Regions from separate parts of the Homo sapiens genome. Here all the other regions are linked to region 5. A link is a loop called in an ENCODE intact Hi-C map of the cell type or tissue named here. Cell type or tissue: psoas muscle. All regions are shown on one strand. Region 1 overlaps FOXN3 (forkhead box N3). Region 2 overlaps FOXN3 (forkhead box N3). Region 3 has its middle 190 kb from the start of EFCAB11. Region 4 overlaps EFCAB11 (EF-hand calcium binding domain 11). Region 5 overlaps LOC105370615 (a long non-coding RNA gene).

The links. Hi-C counts contacts between places; a loop is a spot of excess contacts. Peaks named below come from ENCODE experiments on the same cell type or tissue, not always from the same donor. Only the 100,000 strongest peaks of a DNase experiment are listed, where the experiment ranks them.
Region 1: it touches region 5 in a loop (2.3-fold over the local background); 35 of 110 quality-filtered maps call a loop at or near these places.
Region 2: it touches region 5 in a loop (4-fold over the local background); 25 of 110 quality-filtered maps call a loop at or near these places.
Region 3: a loop joins it to region 5, with 2.4 times the contacts of the local background. A loop is called at or near these places in 58 of 110 quality-filtered maps.
Region 4: a loop joins it to region 5, with 4 times the contacts of the local background. A loop is called at or near these places in 87 of 110 quality-filtered maps.

Annotation. Positions count from the first base shown.
Region 1 is chr14:89,162,212-89,166,211 of GRCh38, reverse strand. It overlaps FOXN3 (forkhead box N3), which reads left to right. Exons shown (of 6, transcript NM_005197.4): 6 at 3,243-4,000. The coding sequence ends at 3,798. Among named protein-coding and RNA genes, the nearest start is that of TRA-AGC15-1, 190 kb to the right of the region's middle. RefSeq lists enhancers at 666-795, 996-1,045, 290-1,221. In psoas muscle, no CTCF peak of the experiment used is centred here; a DNase peak (open chromatin) is centred at 2,037; H3K4me3 peaks cover 1,394 bases; H3K27ac peaks cover 1,336 bases.
Region 2 is chr14:89,240,563-89,244,562 of GRCh38, reverse strand. All of the region lies in intron 4 of FOXN3 (forkhead box N3), which reads left to right. Among named protein-coding and RNA genes, the nearest start is that of FOXN3-AS3, 110 kb to the left of the region's middle. In psoas muscle, no CTCF peak of the experiment used is centred here; no DNase peak of the experiment used is centred here.
Region 3 is chr14:89,765,864-89,769,863 of GRCh38, reverse strand. No RefSeq gene overlaps it. Among named protein-coding and RNA genes, the nearest start is that of EFCAB11, 190 kb to the left of the region's middle. RefSeq lists enhancers at 1,573-1,622, 2,412-2,681. In psoas muscle, a CTCF peak has its summit at 1,892 (motif pointing right); no DNase peak of the experiment used is centred here.
Region 4 is chr14:89,913,228-89,917,227 of GRCh38, reverse strand. The region is part of intron 5 of EFCAB11 (EF-hand calcium binding domain 11); the gene reads left to right. LOC124903358 (a long non-coding RNA gene) reads right to left here. Exons shown (of 2, transcript XR_007064300.1): 1 at 3,990-4,000; 2 at 3,207-3,369. Among named protein-coding and RNA genes, the nearest start is that of EFCAB11, 40 kb to the left of the region's middle. In psoas muscle, a CTCF peak has its summit at 1,771 (motif pointing right); no DNase peak of the experiment used is centred here; H3K4me3 peaks cover 270 bases.
Region 5 is chr14:89,038,978-89,042,977 of GRCh38, reverse strand. It overlaps LOC105370615 (a long non-coding RNA gene), which reads right to left. Exons shown (of 3, transcript XR_944128.3): 1 at 1,199-4,000; 2 at 15-360. Among named protein-coding and RNA genes, the nearest start is that of TRA-AGC15-1, 62 kb to the right of the region's middle. RefSeq lists enhancers at 1,472-2,028, 2,080-2,199 and a silencer at 2,500-2,559. In psoas muscle, a CTCF peak has its summit at 2,458 (motif pointing left); DNase peaks (open chromatin) are centred at 2,147 and 2,437; H3K4me3 peaks cover 1,371 bases; H3K27ac peaks cover 1,879 bases.

The sequences.
Region 1 (4,000 bases), 120 kb before region 5:
TATGATAGTGTGGAGCTCACGTTTAACATCATTGCTTTGGTTCTAGAGTATTTCTCCCCCTCCCTAAAACTTTGATTTAAAAAATGTTCAAACTTAGGAAAAAAGGGAAAGAAAAGCACAATGAATAGCACAGACCCTTCACCTAGATTCACCAGGAATCAGCACTGTGGAGCACTTGCTTTATTTCTCACTCTCCCACTCGTGATTCTCCCCATCTGTGTTCAGAGAGGGATCATGTTCTGCTTAACTGTGGTAGTGACGTGAGTTGTAAGCCCCAAGTTATTTTTTAAAAGAAACATTCAGAACTGAATCCATTTATTAAAAGCTAAATATAGCCCACTTTACTCTTTCAAGTATACTTAGATTTACTATGAAACTGTTTGATGTTAGTTCAGTGGGTGAATTATTTTTGTATTTTACAGTAGTTCCCTCAAATGGCAAAAATTAAAAGGACCATACAACGAGACTTTCATTTTCGTTTGCTCTAATAACTATTAATAGCTAGCTGTATGATTAATTACATTTACCAAGTTTCACATTTGGTGACACCTCAAAGTAATCTTATCCCAGCCATCTTTATGCACCCAAGACACAGCCAAGAAATAGGAAGTCTGCAGAAAACAGATACGGAGGAGGCCAAACCCCAAAGCTCAGGGGCTGTGTTCACAGGCAAGCCCTGGAGGAACTCCTCTTGAAGGGCCTGTTTCCTCTGACTTGGTGCTGGGTTCCCATACGCCTCCCGATCCAGAATAGAAAGAGAAAACAAGACTGCTCAGAGTGAACAAGTCACAGCAGCAGGAAGTCGCAGGAATCGGACCACAAGTAAAAAACATGATCAGGCACCACAAACAGCCTTGCTCTGTGCTCAGGACAGTTCATTTAATCCTCACGCAGCCCCACAAGGTAGATGAGGAAGCTGAGTCTTCAAGAAGTAAAACAGCCTGCTCAAAGTCACCAGTAAGCAACACTGGGATATGAGCACAGGCGTGTGTGGCTTGCAAGCCAGGCTCTGTCTGTAAGGATTTAGGGGAGGTGGTGTGTATCTGGGATCACGGAGCACAGGACACAAGCTGGGACCCTTCTGGGTCTCACTGGGACTTCCGTGTACAAATGCACACATTGTAAGTGTTGGGGTTCATCAGGAGGCTCTCGGACATCTAGCAAAGGCTGAGTTTTGATAATGACCCTCATACATTTTGCTGGTGGACACGACAGTACGGAGTCTCTCCCCCAGCCTAAATTTAGCAAAATACCACCGGCCCTGGGGCCCCAGGAGAGCAGCTCCTTCGCCTCACTCCCTACTGCACCCTTTTCATTAGGGACTCTTTCCCTTCCCCTTTCACTTTCTATGTGGGATGCAGCTGAAGTCTCCCTGAGCCTCAAGGCCCATGAGGGTGACAGGAGAAAAGCCAGGGTAGAGATTGTCACTACTGTTATCTCACTGGTGGTCCTGACCCCACAGCCCTTCTACCAGTGCCGTATCCTCAGCGTGTGCCCGGTGAGTCATGGTGGTGGAGACCCACAGTCATTTCCCAAGCTTCATGCTCTCAGCCACGTGATTCCACCTGTGCCGCACTTCCTCAGTTTATCTGCTGTGTCCACCGTGCTGACACGGCGATAGCCACTGGGGGCCTAGCAGTAACCACACCCTGTCTCATGGAGCTAGCTCTCTAATGGGACACATGACCACACAGTTCATAATGATGGTGGGGAGTGCCCTCTATGGAGGGGATGTAAGAGTACTTACAGTTGGGGTCATCTAGGCAGGAAAAGTATGGTCATGTTCCCCAGAACTCTTAGAAATGGATCACGAGGTAGATGAGCTTACAGGAAACCGGGCCAGCATGGTGCCATAGAACAGTTCCCATCCCTGCCAAATTCTTCAGCCCTTGTGTCCAAGGTCAGATGCCTTGTCTTCCACAAAACATTCCCTGGCGTCCACCCTTCGTCCCCTTCAGCTACAAGTGACCCTCCTCTCCTGCAAGTATTCATCCTTCTGAAGGCTGGGCGCCAGGCACTAACAGACAGGCAGCTGCCTCCCAGACATAAGGAGCATGGGTCCTAACCAGGAATAAGCTTCACAGCCATTGCTGTCAGGCCAAGCCGTGGTCCAGGCACCTGCAGGCATTAATTCGTGTCCTCAGCCCCACACCCACGGGGAGCAGGTGTAGTTACTATTCCCACTTTCGCGATAAGGAAGCACAAGGAAAGTACATCGCTCAGATGTAAAGACACAAAGAAATAATCAGAGGTGTGATGAGTGCTACAGACGCCTTATAGGCATGGGTAGCAGGGACCTTGTTATAGGGAAATCACAAAGGAGGGTCGGTCTGGTGATGTAGCTAAGACCTCAAGTCTGAGAGTCAGACTTTGATTCCAGTCCCTGCTCCGCAAGTGATCAGTTGTGTGACTTTAAGTACATCACTGAACTTCTCCAGGCTTCACTTCGAGCCACTGTAAAATAAGGATGCTAATATCCACCTTACGGAGTTAAACATGGTCCTCTGCACAGACTTAGCAGAGCGCCTGGCAGGTGTTGAGTTCGGGAAGTCGTAGTTTATTGCCCTCTGGTCTGTGATGCGACCCTGGCTTGCCTCTCTGTTAGGCTGCAACATCGCTGTGGCAGTGTCTATATCCGATCCAACCCCGTGTCCCTCCCCCAGAACCCTCCCTAAGGTCATGCATTTCTGTTAGGCGCTCAGTGAGTATTTGTAGATTGCATGAACGAGGGAGGGAATGCATGAGTGAGTAGCTGTCACCACATGGCAGGTATCTTTGCTGAACACTGGTTTAGTCTTCTGACAAAAGCCTCCTAATGTAGCCGCTTCAGACGAGAGCAGGCTTTTTTCTCTGAAGTACCCAGCCAACATCGTCTGGCGGTGTCTGACTCTGTGGTGTTGGCGGGGACACGAACCAAGCACAGCTTGATTTTTATGGTTTAATGTAAGAGATGGAGCCTCCACCACTGTCGCTTCAGAAGATTGTTGTTTTGACGTCTCAGCCACACAAATGGAGTGAAACTGCCATTATAGGAGATAAGCAGGGGAGACTGAGGTGTCAGGATTTAGGACCCTGCCTTCAAAGCAGATCCACCTGTTGCCCCCACAGTTTGCGAGTGGCTCCATTGAACACAAAGGGACTGATGGTTGAATGCAGGCGGGCTGCCGGGTGCCCCCATCTGAGGACGTCTAACTGTGTCCCTTCTTTGTCTCCCGTCCCTCCCCACTGTCCTCGCTCTGCAGGAATGGCATCACCAGCTGCCGGATGCGGACTGAGAGTGAGCCATCTTGTGGCTCCCCAGTGGTCAGCGGAGACCCCAAGGAGGATCACAACTACAGCAGTGCCAAGTCCTCCAACGCCCGGAGCACCTCGCCCACCAGCGACTCCATCTCCTCCTCCTCCTCCTCAGCCGACGACCACTATGAGTTTGCCACCAAGGGGAGCCAGGAGGGCAGCGAGGGCAGCGAGGGGAGCTTCCGGAGCCACGAGAGCCCCAGCGACACGGAAGAGGACGACAGGAAGCACAGCCAGAAGGAGCCCAAGGATTCTCTGGGGGACAGCGGGTACGCATCCCAGCACAAGAAGCGCCAGCACTTCGCCAAGGCCAGGAAGGTCCCCAGCGACACACTGCCCCTCAAAAAGAGACGCACCGAAAAGCCCCCCGAGAGCGATGATGAGGAGATGAAAGAAGCGGCAGGGTCCCTCCTGCACTTAGCAGGGATCCGGTCCTGTTTGAATAACATCACCAATCGGACGGCAAAGGGGCAGAAAGAGCAAAAGGAAACCACAAAAAATTAAAAACAAGTCACTGATTTGTTTTGAACTTACGACCATTTGGTTTCAGCATGTCAGGAGATTTCTAATGATTTGTGGCAATATCAGCAATTTTTTTTCTTTTTTCTTGTTTTTGGTTTGGTTTTCTTTCTTTTCTTTTCCTTTTATTTTGTTTTAATTTGCCCCCTCTTCTTTGTTTTGGACCCTTAAGAATTTTATTTTTAAA
Region 2 (4,000 bases), 200 kb before region 5:
TGTATTTCAGCTTTGATATTAGCATATGCCCAGAACCTATAGGAAATCAGTCAACAGACCTAGAAAAAGTCTAATAGCTTTGCCTTTTCATACTCTTCACACTTTGCAAGGTTTTCATGACAGTTGGTAGGTGAACTCTGAGCATATTTGGCCAGAGGCAGATTCCTGTGTCTCTTTGCTTACTAAGGATACAATAGGAGGGCTTATAGATGACATTTGTAGGTATGGCTTAGACGGGGAAATATTTGAAGGTTCCTGCATTATTTTGGGAACTTGCCTGAGGTTGCATTTGTATTATAAGGTCAAATTTAAAGGCAGGGAAGGCCGTTACCAATATCATGTATGTATGTCTAAGGAAATATTTTGTCTTTTGCAGGGACTTGATTTCATTTTGCTTGGTTTTCTCAGGGGTGATTTCACCTCAGTTCTGTGTAAAGAGGATTCCCAGATCTCTAGTATTAAGATTGAATGCCTATCTTGACTAGTTGACTAAGAGTTGGGTTTGGGGGTTGGTTTGTCTGTAGCTGTTTCCTCTGCAAAGCCACCTTAGCATCAGTGCAATGAGCTTTTCTTGTGGAGCCAGGGCTGAAGATAGCTTTCTATTGTTTTCATTCTCCTGCGAGTTGGAGCTTAGGGGAGCCCTTATGTGAACTGATGCATCCCGGAGGGAGGGCTTATGTGGTTTCATTGGCGGGCGCGATGCAGACGCAGCTATGTTTAGATTCTTCCCTCTCAGTTACCAGGTGCCCATTCATGCCACTCCCTCACTTCCATAGGTTGTGGAAAATGGTGAAAATAGGATTGTTGAGGTAATTTTTTGAAGCACTGTTATTGTGGTTGACATTGATCATTTGCTACTTCAATTGTATTCCATGATGTCAAATTTACTGTATTTACCTGTAGCAGAAGGAAGATAAACCCTCTCAGAAAATGAAAGGGCAGCATTATTATGTGTTCATGAAGTCATACTGTGGCCTCATTGGCTATCATTGCAGTCATCAAGGATACATTCTTCATAAAATAACACAATAAGGCTGATGTGTGGAGGTCACGGGTTGTCACAACTGTATCTAGGTTAAAAAATGTTGCTATCCACCCAGCCCTCCTTAAAAGAGGCTATTTATAATACAATGCGGGTGTTTGTGCTGCTTGCATCGGGCAGGCGCATCCTGAATGAAGAATTAGCTCTTTAAAAAGAACATTAAAAATAAAACTCATGTTGTAAAGATCTGACAGCCAAAAGAGATTGTGGGCTGTTGTAAATGCTTGCTTATTTCCCAAGGTTGCTGAGTTACTTGCTCTGGGTCATGAAATATTTTGATCTGGCAAGTAGGCTTTGCTTTTTTTAAAAAAATTTACATGTTCTAGATATGAATATACCTACCTACTTCCTAACAATCACTTGGCAGGCCCTTTGGGGATAGGAGCCCCCTCCTGGGAGGGAGGGTCTGTCTTCTCTCCTCCCTGCGTCGGCCACACTGCTGCCTCTTATTCCACCAGGCTCTGGCTTCCTGCATGGGCCATTCCACTTCCGTCTCCCATCAGGGGGCAGGACTCGGGGAAGAAACTTGGGCATAAAGAATGTGTAAATTACACCTTAATAAAGCTGTTAAGAAAAAATAAGCACCCCGATTAATGGACTGTGTCACCATCAGATGAATATTCTAAGTGATTTTTAAAAATAGCTCTTTCACGAGAGTGTTTTGGTTTGGGGTGTGTATTCTTGGATTGTTTTTATTATTTTTCTGCATAGCCTTGATAGGAAAATGTAGAACTCTGTTATCATAATACATGCAGTATTTAGATTGGATACACTTCTTGCTCCCCTTGCATTGATTTCCTACTTTTCTCCTTTGCCTTTTCCCGGTACTTAAGCATTAAGTCGCGGGCATTTTCCCAGTGTAATTGTTGATTAAGTGCTGCATATCCCGTGATGATTATGAGAAGATTACTGTATTCAGCTTTTAATCTTGTGAGTGTCAAATATTTTACTTTAGTGGTATCGTTATTATTATTATTATTCATAGCTCTTTCTGTTTGAGTAATGCAATCAGGCAAAATAAAGGTAATGCCACAAATTCAGCATTTTTATAGTAATTCTTTGTCTCAGAATGGAAAGTGCCACCTTCAGGCCATTCTCAAATACTGATGGAGATTTATACAGATAGGAATCAGAATATTTTAGGCTTCTTTTGGTTGCAAGTAACAGAAAGCAACAAGTTTAGGAAGAAATGCATATATATATATATGAGGGCAGGGAATCTATTGGAGGAAGTACTGTGGGTCTCTCAGGACCCCAAGGCCAAGCATGTATAATAGCTGGCGGTCATCAAGACTGGAACCTGGAAGGCTGCCAGGAACGCGGGCACCACTCGTACCTTCTCTCTGTCACTTTCTGTGTTCTCTTTGTTTTCTCTAATGCCATGTGCAGGATGATCAGTGGTCACCTTGTGGCATTCAAGCCAAATATCCTCCATGGAAGAGAATAGCTCAGGTGGCCTGGCTGTCTTTCAGTTCCAGTGCCCACTTCCCAGGAGCAACAGAAGTTCTGTGAATGGAGTCACTGAAAGCATGTGACCTACCTGGTCCTGACGCCTTGTCCGGGGGAGCAGCAGCATGGAGAAAAAACGTGGTAGCCAGGGGCTTTCTCCATGGGTGGGGAGAGGCAGAGCTCCGAGGGGAAGAGGCCCCCCATTGCGAGTGGGATAGACACCCCAAACAGAGCCCCATTTTCTGTTTTCTTGAGAGAGACAGAGACTCCAGATTCTTATCTAGCCTCCAGTGGCAACTTCTCATGCTTCTCCAGGGTTCCACGTGCTGTATCCCAGAGCCTTGACACTGAGGGCAGGAGCGTGGGATTCTGAAGAGAATCCCAAAAAACTATTTATAATCAACTGTCTGTTGCCTAGTGGGAGAAAAGGAATCATTGGTATGAACAACTCCAGTTACTGTTTCCACAGAACCAGCAGGCTTTCTGGTTCTTTCCTGAGGCACTCCGCTTTACATAGGAGGAAACTGAGATTGGAAGGTAAGTGTATCACCTGATGTCACACAGCCAGAAAGGAGGAAGCTGGGTCACTGATGCTGGCTGAGCCCAAAATGCAGAACCCACGTGTGTCTGTCTCATTCAGCCACCATGGTGGCTTTGGGTTGAATTTTCACAAGCTCACGGTGGCCACCTCATGAGCATGCACAGAGAGCAGTAGATAGTTAATAGGGAAGTGGCTGAGTAGAAGTTGGCCTGAAATGGAAAATTTGCTGGGAATAATTTACAGGCCAAGTAATATTTGTGAACATTCGTGTGAACTTAAGCTTGGCATGAGCTATCTATACAGAAATCTAAAATCGGTCTAAACGTTTGGGTTGCACTTGGAGCCATAGGCCATCGAAGAGCAATGCCGTTGTGTCACTTTGGTTAGGGAGTGTCTGGCTCAGCCACTACATGTCACTCAGAGGATGCCAGTGTCAGTGATATGGGGGGTAGCGCTAATTGGAAAATGGAGGCTTGTCAGAGTCACTGCTAACTAATAAAATCACTGGGAAGTGGGTGCAGTTTTTCCAAGAGTGATTATTGTGGGTGGCAAGTATTGAGTGAGGCGTAGAGGGAATAAAATCAAACTGTCTATACACATGCTGCTGCAGTGGAAAGAACCCTGGGCTGGGAGTCCTGGGAGCCAGGCCCGGCCCTACCCCTGGGCCATTCGTGGGACCCCAGGCAGGTTACTGCTCCACTCAGGCCCTTTCTCCTTTTCTTTTTAGTATGTTGTTTAAAAAAATAGTAATAAAAAACATTATACCAAAAGATATATAGTGAAAAGTACGGCATTCTCTTGTCAAGGAAGTACAGCTTCCTAACCTCCTCCCCGGAGGTAACCACGATGACCAGTTTCCTCTGTATCATTTGACAGCTGATGCCTTTACACAGCCCTGGATGTGTGTGGATGTTTACACAGATGGGCACAGGCCATGTGCATTATCCTGACTTTTTTTTATCATGTAG
Region 3 (4,000 bases), 730 kb before region 5:
TTGTTTTGTTTTTTTTTAGAGGGAGTCTCGCTCTGTCACTCAGGCTGGAGTGCGGTGGCGCAATCTCGGCTCACTGCAATCTCCGCCTCCTGGGTTCATGCCATTCTCCTGCCTCAGCCTCCCGAGTAGCTGGGACTACAGGCGTCTGCCACCACACCTGGCTAATTTTTTGTATTTTTAATAGAGACGGGGTTTCACCGTGTTAGCCAGGATGGTCTCAATCTCCTGACCTCGTCATCTGCCCACTTCTGTCTCCCAAAGTGCTGGGATTACAGGTGTGAGCCACTGTGCCCAGCCTACTATTTTAAGTTTTATTGACCTTACTTGAATTAATAAAATTGATTTACATGTACTAACGTAATTCTTGTAATCATCTTGTAGGGAAGGTATTATTCTTAAAAATATATATATTTCAAAACCCTTAAAAATGTTTCTTTGCTCTTTGACGCACATCTGGGAGTTTATCCTAAGGAAATAATTACAGATGAGGTGAAAAAGCTTTATCTAAGAATGTTCGTGGCAGAATCGTTCATAATTGTGAAACTCAGAAGCAATATAAACATCCAGAAAATTGGAATCTTTTAAAAAAGTTGAACGCTTTAAAAGAGATATAAAAATATATGGTGGACATGAGAAGACTTTTATTTCCATTAAGTAAAAAAAGCAGCACTTTTTTTTTTTAGTGGCAGGGCACAGTGGCTCACACCTATAATCCCAGCACTTTGGGAAGCCGAGGCAGGGGGACCACTTGAGGTCAGGAGTTCGAGACCAGCCTGGCCAACGTAGTGAAACCCTGTCTTTACTAAAAATAAAAAAAAAATTAGCCGGGTGTGGTGGTATGCACCTGTAGTTCCAGCTGCTAGGGCGGCTGAGGCAGGAGAATCATTTGAACCCAGGAGGCAGAGATTGTGGTGAGCCGAGATCGCGCCACTGCCCTCCAGCCTGGGTGACAAGAGTGAAACTTCGTCTCAAAAATATATATAAAATAAAATTAAAAGTAAAATAATTTAAAAAAGCAGTTTAGTGAAAAATGCAGTGTAGACCTGCATTGTGTAATACAATAGCCACCAGCAACGTGAGCACTTAAAATGTGACTAGTCTGGGCCAGGCACAGTGGCTCATGCCTATAATCCCAGCACTTTGGGAGGCTGAGGTGGGTGGACCACCTAAGGTCGGAATTCGAGACCAGCCTGACCAACATGGAGAAACCCAGTCTCTACTAAAAATACAAAATTAGCCGGGCGTGGTGGCACGTGCCTGTAATCCCAGCTACTCGGGAGGCTGAGGCAGGAGAATCGCTTGAACCTGAGAGGAGGAGGTTGTGGTAAGCTGAGATTGTGCCACTGCACTCTAGCCTGGGCAATGAGAGCAAAACTCCGTCTCAAAAAAAAAAAAAAAAATGTGACTAGTCTGAATTGAGAAGTGCTGTAAGTGAAGACTTAATATGGAAATAAAAGAATATAACAATATTTCATTAATTTTTATGTTGATTCAAGGTTGAAATGATAATATTTGGGGCATATTACTAACATTAATTTCCCCTGCTTTTTTTGTACTTTAAAAAAATGTGGCTACTAGAAAAACTTGAAATTTCATATGTGGCTCATATTTATTTTAGGACTTGTGACCACACAGTTTCTGTTACAACTGCTCACTTGCGTTGTAAGTCAAAGCAGCCATAGATGACATAGAAATGAATGGACATCTCCGTGTTCTAATAAAACTTTATTTATAAAAACAGGTAGCCAACCAGGAGGGCAGTAGTTTGCTTAACCGTGGTCTAGACCAGAGTTTCCTAACCTTGGGCCTTTTGACATTTGGGGCTAGGTAATTTGTTGTTGTTGAGGGCTGGCCTGTGCGTTTTAGGATGTTTAGCAGTATCTCTGGCCTCAACCACTAGATGCCAGTATCACCACCTGCCCCAGTTTTGACAACCTAAAATGTCTGCAGACATTGCTGAATGTCTTCTGTGGGGGAAAAATCACCCTGATTGAGAACCACTGGTCTAGCTCATATGATTTTATTTCCGAGAAAACAAAAATTGTGTGCATGTGTAGTGTTCTGGATGGGTACACACCAAGGTGCAGGAGTTACGTGTTTGGTTTTTTTCCCCATCTTTTCATTTTTTGCATTTTCTAAATTAAGCATAGGTTATTTAATATGTAAAAAGGAACAATCGTGGGGCTGCATGTGGTAACTCGGGCCTGTAGTCCCAGCTACTTGGGAGGCTGAGATGGGAGGATCGCTTGAGCCCAGGTGTTCCAGATGCTTCTGGGCAACATAGAGACCCCATTGCAAAAAAAGTAGGGGGATGGGGCAAATAAATAAATAAAACAATTGTGTAGACAAAGAAAGCCAAAAAGACAAAGATAAAATGAGACTCAGAAAGAAATCCACGTGTAGAAAAGAAAGTGAGAGTTGGGGGAGAATGCTACTTCATCCCCAAAAGACAAGTTCTCTACTTGGCCAGGCCCTCAACTGCCACTCCAAGATGTAATATCAAGGGCAGCAGATGTGGTTGGGCCAATGATCTCTGGGTTGATTATGGGTTTGGAAAAATACATCGGCCACACTGGAGTAGGCAGGCCCTCGCCTGGTGTGGTGTAACTATTTACCAAAAGGAAGCAGGCTTGATTTTGATGTACACACCACACCTCCTCAGGTGTAAGGCACACTGGGACCTCCACTGCTTGAGTCCACCAGGGAAAGGAGGAAGTAAGGAGTTAGACAAGATTTCAGAATGAAAAATTGAAACGCTGACTGCACTGAACTACTTCTCACAAAAGCCCAGGCAGTAACATTTTAGCAACTAAAAAATCAGTGCCAATTTACTGATATTTAAAATTCATGTTATTATAAATCAATTATTATTATAAGTAACTTTACTTTGTGCTTGCCATGCACCGGGCAGTGTACCTCATTTAATCTTCCATAATCTTCCTTATAGTGCTGAAAGGTAGGTGCTGTGCTTAGGATAGTTTTCCAGTTGTGGAACCCAGAGCTCGGAGATGGTAAGTTATATGCCTAAGTCCCACAGCTAGCAAGAGATGGAACCAAGGCTGTAGGCCACTCTCTGAGTTGACAAGTCATGCCCTTGTGATCTAAACTACAAGGGTGTACATTTTCTCTTGGGATTCAAGTTCTTATTTTGAAAGAAAAATACATAGCTCCTAAGAATTATGGTTTTTTGGAATTAGTCCTTTCCAGGAAAAAAAAGACTTTGCTCACTGTCATCATTGGTGAGAAGCTAATAAGCATGTCAAGTTCAGGTGTAGTTTGAGCAACTCAGTGAAGAGGTAGAGAGAGGTGAGGCAAAGATCTAGGCAGGAAGTGACCCTGAAAGCTGGGTGGCCTGATACTGGGATCTGGGTGGTGGGTCCATCAGAAAAGGGCCCCAGCCAGTGTCTGGAGAGATTGAGGGCATGACAGAGAGAGACTAGACTCCATAGAGAGGGCACTGGCAAGAGCTGGACAGGCCGCCATCATGGAAGAGGGGTGCTGGGAGGGAAACTGATTCAGAAGTACAATTCTCTGGTATGCAGGCACAGAAGTGCCAAGCAGCAGTCCTACAGCATGACCATGGACATTAACTCACTGACTGCTCTGTGTGGGAGTCGGTCAGCTCCAGAGCGGGGGTGAGGTGGCAGATGAAGGGTAGAGGTGATGCCAGGTGTCTGGAGTAGGGGAGGCAGGTGTGGCAGAAGCTGTGGATGGCCCCCAATGCCTGTTCTTCCCTTCTGCCTTGGTACTAGAGCTCCCAAATTTTATGAATAACTGGGCACATGGCCACCAACCTCCCTTGCAGCTCAGTGTGACCATGCCCTTCTTCTCCTACTATCCTTCCTCTGGTAGGGATGCAATGGCTGGAACTCCAGCAGCCATTTGAGACCATGAGGTGGGTTTGGCATGGTGGCTCATGCCTGTAATCCCAGCATTTTGGGACAGCAAGGTGGGAGGATAACTTGAGGCCAGGAGTCGAGACCAGCCTGGGCAACCAAAG
Region 4 (4,000 bases), 870 kb before region 5:
GATACAAAATTTTAGTTACAGGGTGAATGAATTCTAGTGATCTAGTGTACAGCATGGTAACTATAGTTAATGTGTTGTGTACTTCAGATTTGCCAAGGGAGCAGATCTTAAGTGTTTTCAACACACACATACACACACACACACACACACACACACACACACACACACACACACGAAGCATGTCAGGTGATGGATATGCTAATTAGCTTGACTGTGAGTCATTACACAAAGTATACTTTTATAAAAACGTCATCTTGTATACCTTAAATATAGACAATTTTTTGTCAGTCATACCTCAAAAAATGTCTACACAGACTTAGTGAGACTCATGACATGAGTCATGTTAAAGGATATAAGAAACAAATAAAAGTTTAAAAATGCTTTTCTTAACCCAAGTCTTATTGTTAGGATTCCTCATAATCCAGTCATGACTTCAATTAGAAATCCTTGCCGTGGGATATCAAGACTCTTGTCCAAGGAGAGGAAGGGGCAGGAGGGTCTCACTCTTGTTCTCTCCTTGTAAAAATTTAACTCTGTTTGCAGGAGAGAGTATTTGACGAATACATGAACAAATAAATGAATGAAATGAACGAAGGAATAGAATTAATCTGATCAAAGTTTACATGTTCAAATTATGTGTTGAATTGGATAGAGCAGCTGCTGGCCCTTACTTTTTTCTGGGCCTATTTCAAATGGTCTTCTTTACTAGGCTTTCAATTGGAGATTTAGACTTGGAGGCTTTAACAAATATGAATTGAGTACACATTTGTATAGCGATTTAAACTGCTATTATCACAAAATTGTCACAGTAGTTTTAAACTCTGTCAGATGGCTTTTAACCAAACCCTGCCATCAGAGTCAAATTTGATTCTTTGGATGGTTCTTTCCTTTTTTCTGTCTCTTTCACATTGTCTAGTAAAGAAGTTTCTTCAATGACCAGTTTTGTCATAGAGTTGGTGCCATTTATTCTGTGGGTTACAAATTTATCATCACAAGTAGCTAGATGTACTTCTCATAGACAACTTGTATCCACAAATTTGTTGTTTTTTTCTTTTTTTCTTTTTTTTTTTTCTGAGCCATTCTCCCTAGAAAACACAAATTGTTTTGGGGGGAAAAATTAGACTGTTCTTCAGGGGTATTTATTTTCATGATTCACTGTGCAGAGATCGGAGTTGTGCCTTAAGGGCTTGGCTCTGCTCTCTTGATACTGGTATCCATTGCTAGGTGTGGCTCAATTAAACAGGAAGGATGGCTAGATAGCATATATATTCACATGTCAAATGGCAGCATCCATCTTTGAGACAGGAATCTTGGTGGGAAAAGTTCAATTTTTTAACAAATGTGAAATTACCTCCTCAATCATTTTTATTTCCGGTTAAATTAATGTCTTATATAAACACTGTAGGCTAGCATAGTATTTGATACCATTTAGTTTGCTCTCTCTTTTAGTTCCTAATTTTCATTGTAGTTCTCAGTGTTTGCTTTTTGAGTGTGAGTTTATGGCAGAATAAATCAAATTAACTTTGGTGGGTAGATTGAGTTTTCTCTGATGACCTTTACTAACCAAAACATACTTTCTTCTCAGGTGAAAAAGCCAGAGTGGATTATTATTTATTTGACTGACAAAGAAATGCATTTCTAATTTTATTTAGTGACTAAAATAAATTGATTCACCGTAAATTAAATATGAAATAAATGCATGATCCTCTCTTAATGAACCAAACAGATTGAGAGCCGAGCACCTTTGCAGTACACCTCTTTCACCAGTTGGTGGTGCCAAAAACTCTGCTAAGAAACTGATTGAAAGAACAGAAGGTTAACCAGGAGCCTTTCTTAATAAGCGTTATTTTTCGTAGTTTTTGAAAAATTTGTACTGAAAACATATGCCCAAATTATCGCATTTTCTAAGGTTAGGAAGCAAAGCTAATCCCTCTGGTGACCAGCAGAATATATTTCTAGTAAGCTTCTGTAATAATGTCATTGGTCTATGTTAATATTCACATATTGGAAATTGCAAAGTTGTGTAACATCTGACTCCATCCTGGAAATAGCCTTTAGTGTGCTTGCCTGGAGAGTGGAGGAGCAAATGATAATAATGTGTACAGAGAAGAAGAGTGATGTTCCTGGCTATATTTATTGTCGAATTTAGGTCTTTAAAAATATTGACTTGCGTTATTATTACTATGTGTTTTTTTTTAACCATTAATATATTCCTGTGACAGCAGGAACATTGCTTTTTTGTGTGTGTGTGGGCGGGGGCGGCTAGGTTTGTTTAACCCTTTACTGTTTAGCCCTGAAAAAGTCCAAATGGAGCAGTAGCCTGTTGCTTGAATGTGTCCTGAGATACAGTCAAAAGAACCCAGCCTTTGGAGTCAGAGAGATCAGGTTTTGAATTTCCCTACATATTTCATAACTGTCTCTCTCTTTTTTTTTTTTCTTTTCGAGACCAAGGTCTCACTCTGTTGCCCAGGCTGGAGTGCAGTGGTGCGATCTTGGCTCACTGCAACCTCCACCTCCCAGATTCAAGCGATTCTCATACCTAAGCTTCCCAAGTAGCTGGGACTACAGGTGTGCACCACCATGCCCGGGTAATTTTTGTATTTTTAGTAGAGACGGGGTTTCACCATGTTGGCCAGGCTAGTCTCCAACTCCTGGCCTCAAGTGATCCGCCTGCTTCATCCTCCCAAAGTGCTGGGATTACAGGCGTGAGCCACTGTACCCAGCCTTTCATAACTGTCTTTTAATTACTTATGCAGATTTTTTACTGCTCAGTTTTTCCAGTTTGTAAAATGGAGATAATAACATCTTCCCCTCAGAGTTGGAGTAAACATCACCTGAGATAACGGATGTGCTGATTAAGTGCTCCTCACCCTGTCCTTTTCTAGTTTAAGCACAGACTCAGTTCTTTTTGAGCCTCCACCACATCCCATGCTCTTAGCCAGGGCCTTAGGACCGGAGTCCCTCCTTGGGTGTGATGATGCCTCATGCTGCGTTAATGAGAAGATGTTTCCAGGTTGTAAAGTTCCACAAGGATTTTGTAAAGAACTCACAAAAGAGATACTCATATTGTTAGCTATATGTGGTGTTCAGATATTTGCCCGTCTACCCTGGGATGTTTCCATGTTGATCTGAATCTGCCTAAATGTTTAAGATTGGAGAAGGGAGCACAGGGTTGCTGACAGGTGTAGCAACAGTGTCCCCAACAGTTCATTCATCCATTTATTCCACAAACTTTTACTCAACATTATTATTGCTGGGTCTCCGGCATACAAAGATGAATTCCCAGAGAGCCTGAAGATGCTTCTGAGAGCTGCAGACTCAAGGAGCAGGATGCTTTCTGCTTGGCAGGAATTGATAAGCAGCCCTGATCTATGAAAGAGCAAGAAAGATAAATTTAAATATTTTTTAAAATATTATTTTACAAAGTTATAAGACTGTAAAAAAAATTTTAACTTTGAAAAACTCTGATAGTTGTATTAAGCTTTTGATAGCATCATGTTTGGAAGAATGAGCAAATCAGAAGAAGCCTTCAGCGTGGTTGGTAAAGTCATAAAACACTGTTAATTAGGAGCTTTAGCCCAGTATAGAATTTTAAAATACAACTGTATAAGGTATATATATTTTTTAGGAATAGCACAACTAACATCTTTGATTAGATTCGATTGAAAGATTCAGACCCTTAAGATTTAGAGATTACGGAATCATAGAACTGGATGGTGGCTGGGACTTTAGGAATCACATATGCCATCTCCCTTATTTTCTAGCTAAGAAAATGGAAGTCAAACAAACGTATGTGACTCACCCAAGGTTACATAGACCTGGATCAAAACTCAGGTCTCCATGCCAAGACATTATTTTTCCATCCTAACTCCTATACAATGAGCCATTTTCAGTAGATAAATATATACTTGTCCCATCTCAATAAACTTTCATGCTAAATATGGAGTATCATGTCCGCCCTGTTACCAAAATGAAAACTTTGGCCGTACCTTCGGCAGTT
Region 5 (4,000 bases):
AATATGCTTCTTACCTCTTCCAGCTTAGAGGCTGCCAACAATCCTTGGCTTGTGGCCCCGTCCTCCATCTTCAAAGCCAGTTGCACAGCATCTTCAAATCTGCTTCCATTATCACATTGACTTTTCCTTATATAAGAACCTTTGTCAATGATTAAGCCCATCAGATAATCCAGGATAGTCTCTCCATCTCAAAATCCTTAATTTGCCAAGAGCAGTAGTGCATCCCAGTAGTCCTAGCTACTCAGGAGGCTGAGGCAGGAGGATTGCTTGAGTCCAGGAGTTTGAGACTGTAGTGTGCTGTGATAATGTCTATGAACAGCCACTGCATTCCAGCCGAGGCAACATAGCAAGACCCTATCACTAAAATAAGAAAAAAAGAATCCTTAATTCAATCACATCTGCAAAATCCTTTTTGCCATATAGGGTAATATTCACAGGTTCCAGGGATTAGGATGTGGACATCTTTGGGGTTCATTATTCAGCCTCCCATACTCAGCATACATTGGATTAAACCATATACATTGGGTTTGTAGGTCAAAAAAGGTTCAATATTGGCGATTCCATGTGATTCCACCTAAGGGTTCTCAATATATAGGAGTTACTATTAATACCAATAACAAAAGAGGAGATAATTTTACCATAAACTGCCAGCTCTGGGCCTGTCCCTGTTGTCTGAGGAACAGTGTTTTGGGCAATTTCACCTGACTGTCTGTGTTTGCTGAGCCCTGGGTTTTTAGTACTTCCTGTACCTTAGTACTTCCTGTGTCACTGCCCTGGAAGCATAGGTAGGTTCCTCCCCAAGACCATTTGCCTCTCTACTATCCTGGAAGAAGCCTACTAAAGAACTGCAGAAAGAGACACTCCCTTCTGCCCAGCTACAGGGCTCTGTACTCCATAGCATCAACACTGCTGAGGAAAAAGCAGCTCCCAAAACTGTCCGTGTTGCAAATGTGTTTGGTGCGGTAAAAAGTCTGTGGCACTGACGCACTGTGCCATATTAAAGCCTGAAGCCAAAGGAAAAATAAAAATCAGTGATATTGAGCTTCTCTTTATTTCAAATCTGATTTTTTTTTTTACCATGGTTATTTTACATTTATTTTGACTTTTAAAAAATATTGCATTAAACTATTATTTATCCTGGCTACTAAGTTTTTTGGCATTCCCTTAAATTTTGCACCCAAGATTTCATTCTCCTCACCCTAATTCCCAACCTGGTCTGTGAGTTGGTATTTGCAGCTATTCTGTCTGATTGATGATCGTTTTGGAGGGACACTCCCGGCAAAAGTTCAAACTTTATCTGTAGAGGAAAACAAGGTGGTTAGGATTTACCGAAGTAATGAGAAGGAAAGTCACCCTCAACCTCTAAAATACCCCTTTTCCGAGTGACTCTCTTGGCTGCCAATTGCCTTCTCCAAGTGAAAAAGAATAAACTAATTTCATACCTATTCTGTCCAATAAAGCTCATTGTCCTACCTCCACCTCCAGTGGTAACAGACAGGAACAGTTCATTTTCCATTGCTAAGCAACGGCAAAAACAGCGCCCGGCATCTGTGCCCGGCCTCACCGGCTGATAGGGATCACTGTCTAAAGTTCTTGTTTGCATTTTGAAGTCAACAATAATTGCGGTTCTCTATTAGTGTTCATTAAGATGGTTTATGGCTGGACTAACTCCAATCTCCACTCAGCGGTTTGAATGCGTTGTCCTCCCAGGGAAAGAAATATTTGGCAATAAAAACCCTGCGTTTATTTCCTCCCCTCATTTCCCCTTGCTGGGCTGGGAAACGATGGTCACCATCCGCAGTTCCCTGGCCGGGGAGAACAAGGCGCCTGTTGAAGGTTGTGGAAGAGAGGGGTGGAGAGGAAGCCTCTGCCCTCCTGGAGCTGGCTTCCTTCCACTCCATGCTGAAAGTAGGCCAGTGGAGCAGAAGTCTGCTGGGGGAAGTGAGCTCTTGCTGTTCACTGGGGCGGAGAGCACTACCCTATTTTCCCAACGCCAGCCCTCAAGTGTGGAAAGAACCTTCCCAGCCTCTTTCCACGGACTCAGTGCCAGGGAGAAGCACTGCCCTGGGACGTGATCGGCTCCTGCCTCCCTGGCCCGGGACTGGGTCAAACAGTGGCCTCAGTGTGATGGCAGAAAGTTCCAGGCAGCTTGAAAGGGCCGCCCTTGGATGCAATTCCCAGGTGTTGACTCACCCGCGGCGGCTGAAAGGCTGCCAGCCCCGGCCAGCAGCAGGCCGGCACCTTTACGCAACCTCTCCTCATCCCCAGCTCTGAAAATACATCCAGAAAGCAGCCTAAAGCAAGTCATAAGGATGTCGTTCTCCCTTTTAGACCCCATTCCAAGACACCCTTCCACGCTCGGCGCTTTTCAGAGCAAGCGTGGCCTGGCCGTCATGGTCCTCTCCTCGCTGGAGAGAATTTTAGGGCCATCCTGGAAAACAAGCCCGCTGGCGCCCCCTAGTGTGCCCGGGAGCCAACGCCATTCCAATTTGTGTTTCGGGGAGGCCGGGCTAGGTGAGTGGGGTTGGAGAAACGAATCCAAGGGATCAGGGCAGGAAAGTTTAATTCCATGAGGTCTGGGGCAGGTAACAGAAAATCACACTTACAGTCCTGACTCCGTTTATGACTTAAGAAATTGCTGTTCTTAACTTCTCTCTCGTGCTTTCCTCTGACTCAAATCTCTCCTGCCTGGTTGCTGGAGAGCAATAGGATCTTGGTGTCTCTATTACTGAGGGAAACTGAAGACCAAGTAGTCGAAATACCTTAACCTTATTAAGAAGTTATAGAATGACCCTGTCTTGGGGTTGGTATGTGCAGAAGCTTAATCATCGGAAATCAAGAAACTGTAAGTCCAAGATCATTTGCTTTGCTACTGTTGCTAAAACGTCTTCACCCTTCTGTTGAGTACAGAGACACCCTACGGCAATGATTCCCAAGCAACTGGAAGGTTAAGAAGATCTTAACAGCAAATTCCTTGTATCCTGGTAATTCTGTAGTTCTTTCTCTTTCCTTCTTCATTTTCTCTGAATAGCAAGGAAGACAGAGTTCAGGTAAATGTGGGGGAAAAAATCTTTTGTCAGGATAAGCCAGGGCAGGATGGGTGCTGGAGTATGATGGGGGTATCGAGAGCCATGGAAATCTTTAAAAGAATTGGCCACCACCTGCCTAGGATAACTAGGAGGTTTGCCTACATAAAAGCTTGGGCGCTTGACCAAATGGTCACTTGAAGAATCTTCCCAAGTGGCTGGGTGCGGTGGCTCATGGCTGTAATCCTAGCACTTTGGGAGGCCAAGGCGGGCAGATCACCTGAGGTCAGAAGTTCAAGACCAGCCTGACCAATGTGGAGAAACCCCATATCTACTAAAAATACAAAAATTAGCTGGGTGTGGTGGCACACACCTGTAATCCCAGCTACTCAGGAGGCTGAGGCAGGAGAATCGCTTGAACCCAGGAGGCAGAGGTTGCAGTGAGCCGAGATCATGCCACTGTACTCCAGGTTGGGTGACAGCATGAGACTCCGTCTCAAAAAAAAAAAAAAAAAAAAAGGAATCTTCCCAAGTTGATTATCTTGATTAAACAGTCAAGAATAGGGATGGCAAATAAGTTTCACATTCCATACCAACCTTAGTCAACTGAAGAGCCCAAAGCATAGTATTGAGAGTGTTCCTGAAAGTTCAATTTGAGGCAAAGCATCTTGATTGATTTGTAATGTCTGCCATGAGCACACAACAGATGGGTGGTGGCATACATACAGCTAGGCAGGAAGATAAAAGAGGGTATTACATGCCAGAAAGCCACACCATTGTGCCTTTTTCTTTCTTTTTTTGTTGCTTGTTTGTTTGAGAAAAGTTCTTACTCTGTGAGGCTGGAGTGCAGTAGTGTGATCATAGCTTACTGTGGCCTCGAACTCCTGGGCTTAATTGATCCTCCTGCCTGAGCCTACAGATAGCTGGAACTACAGGTGTGTGCCACCATACTGAGCAAATTTTTTACGTTTTGT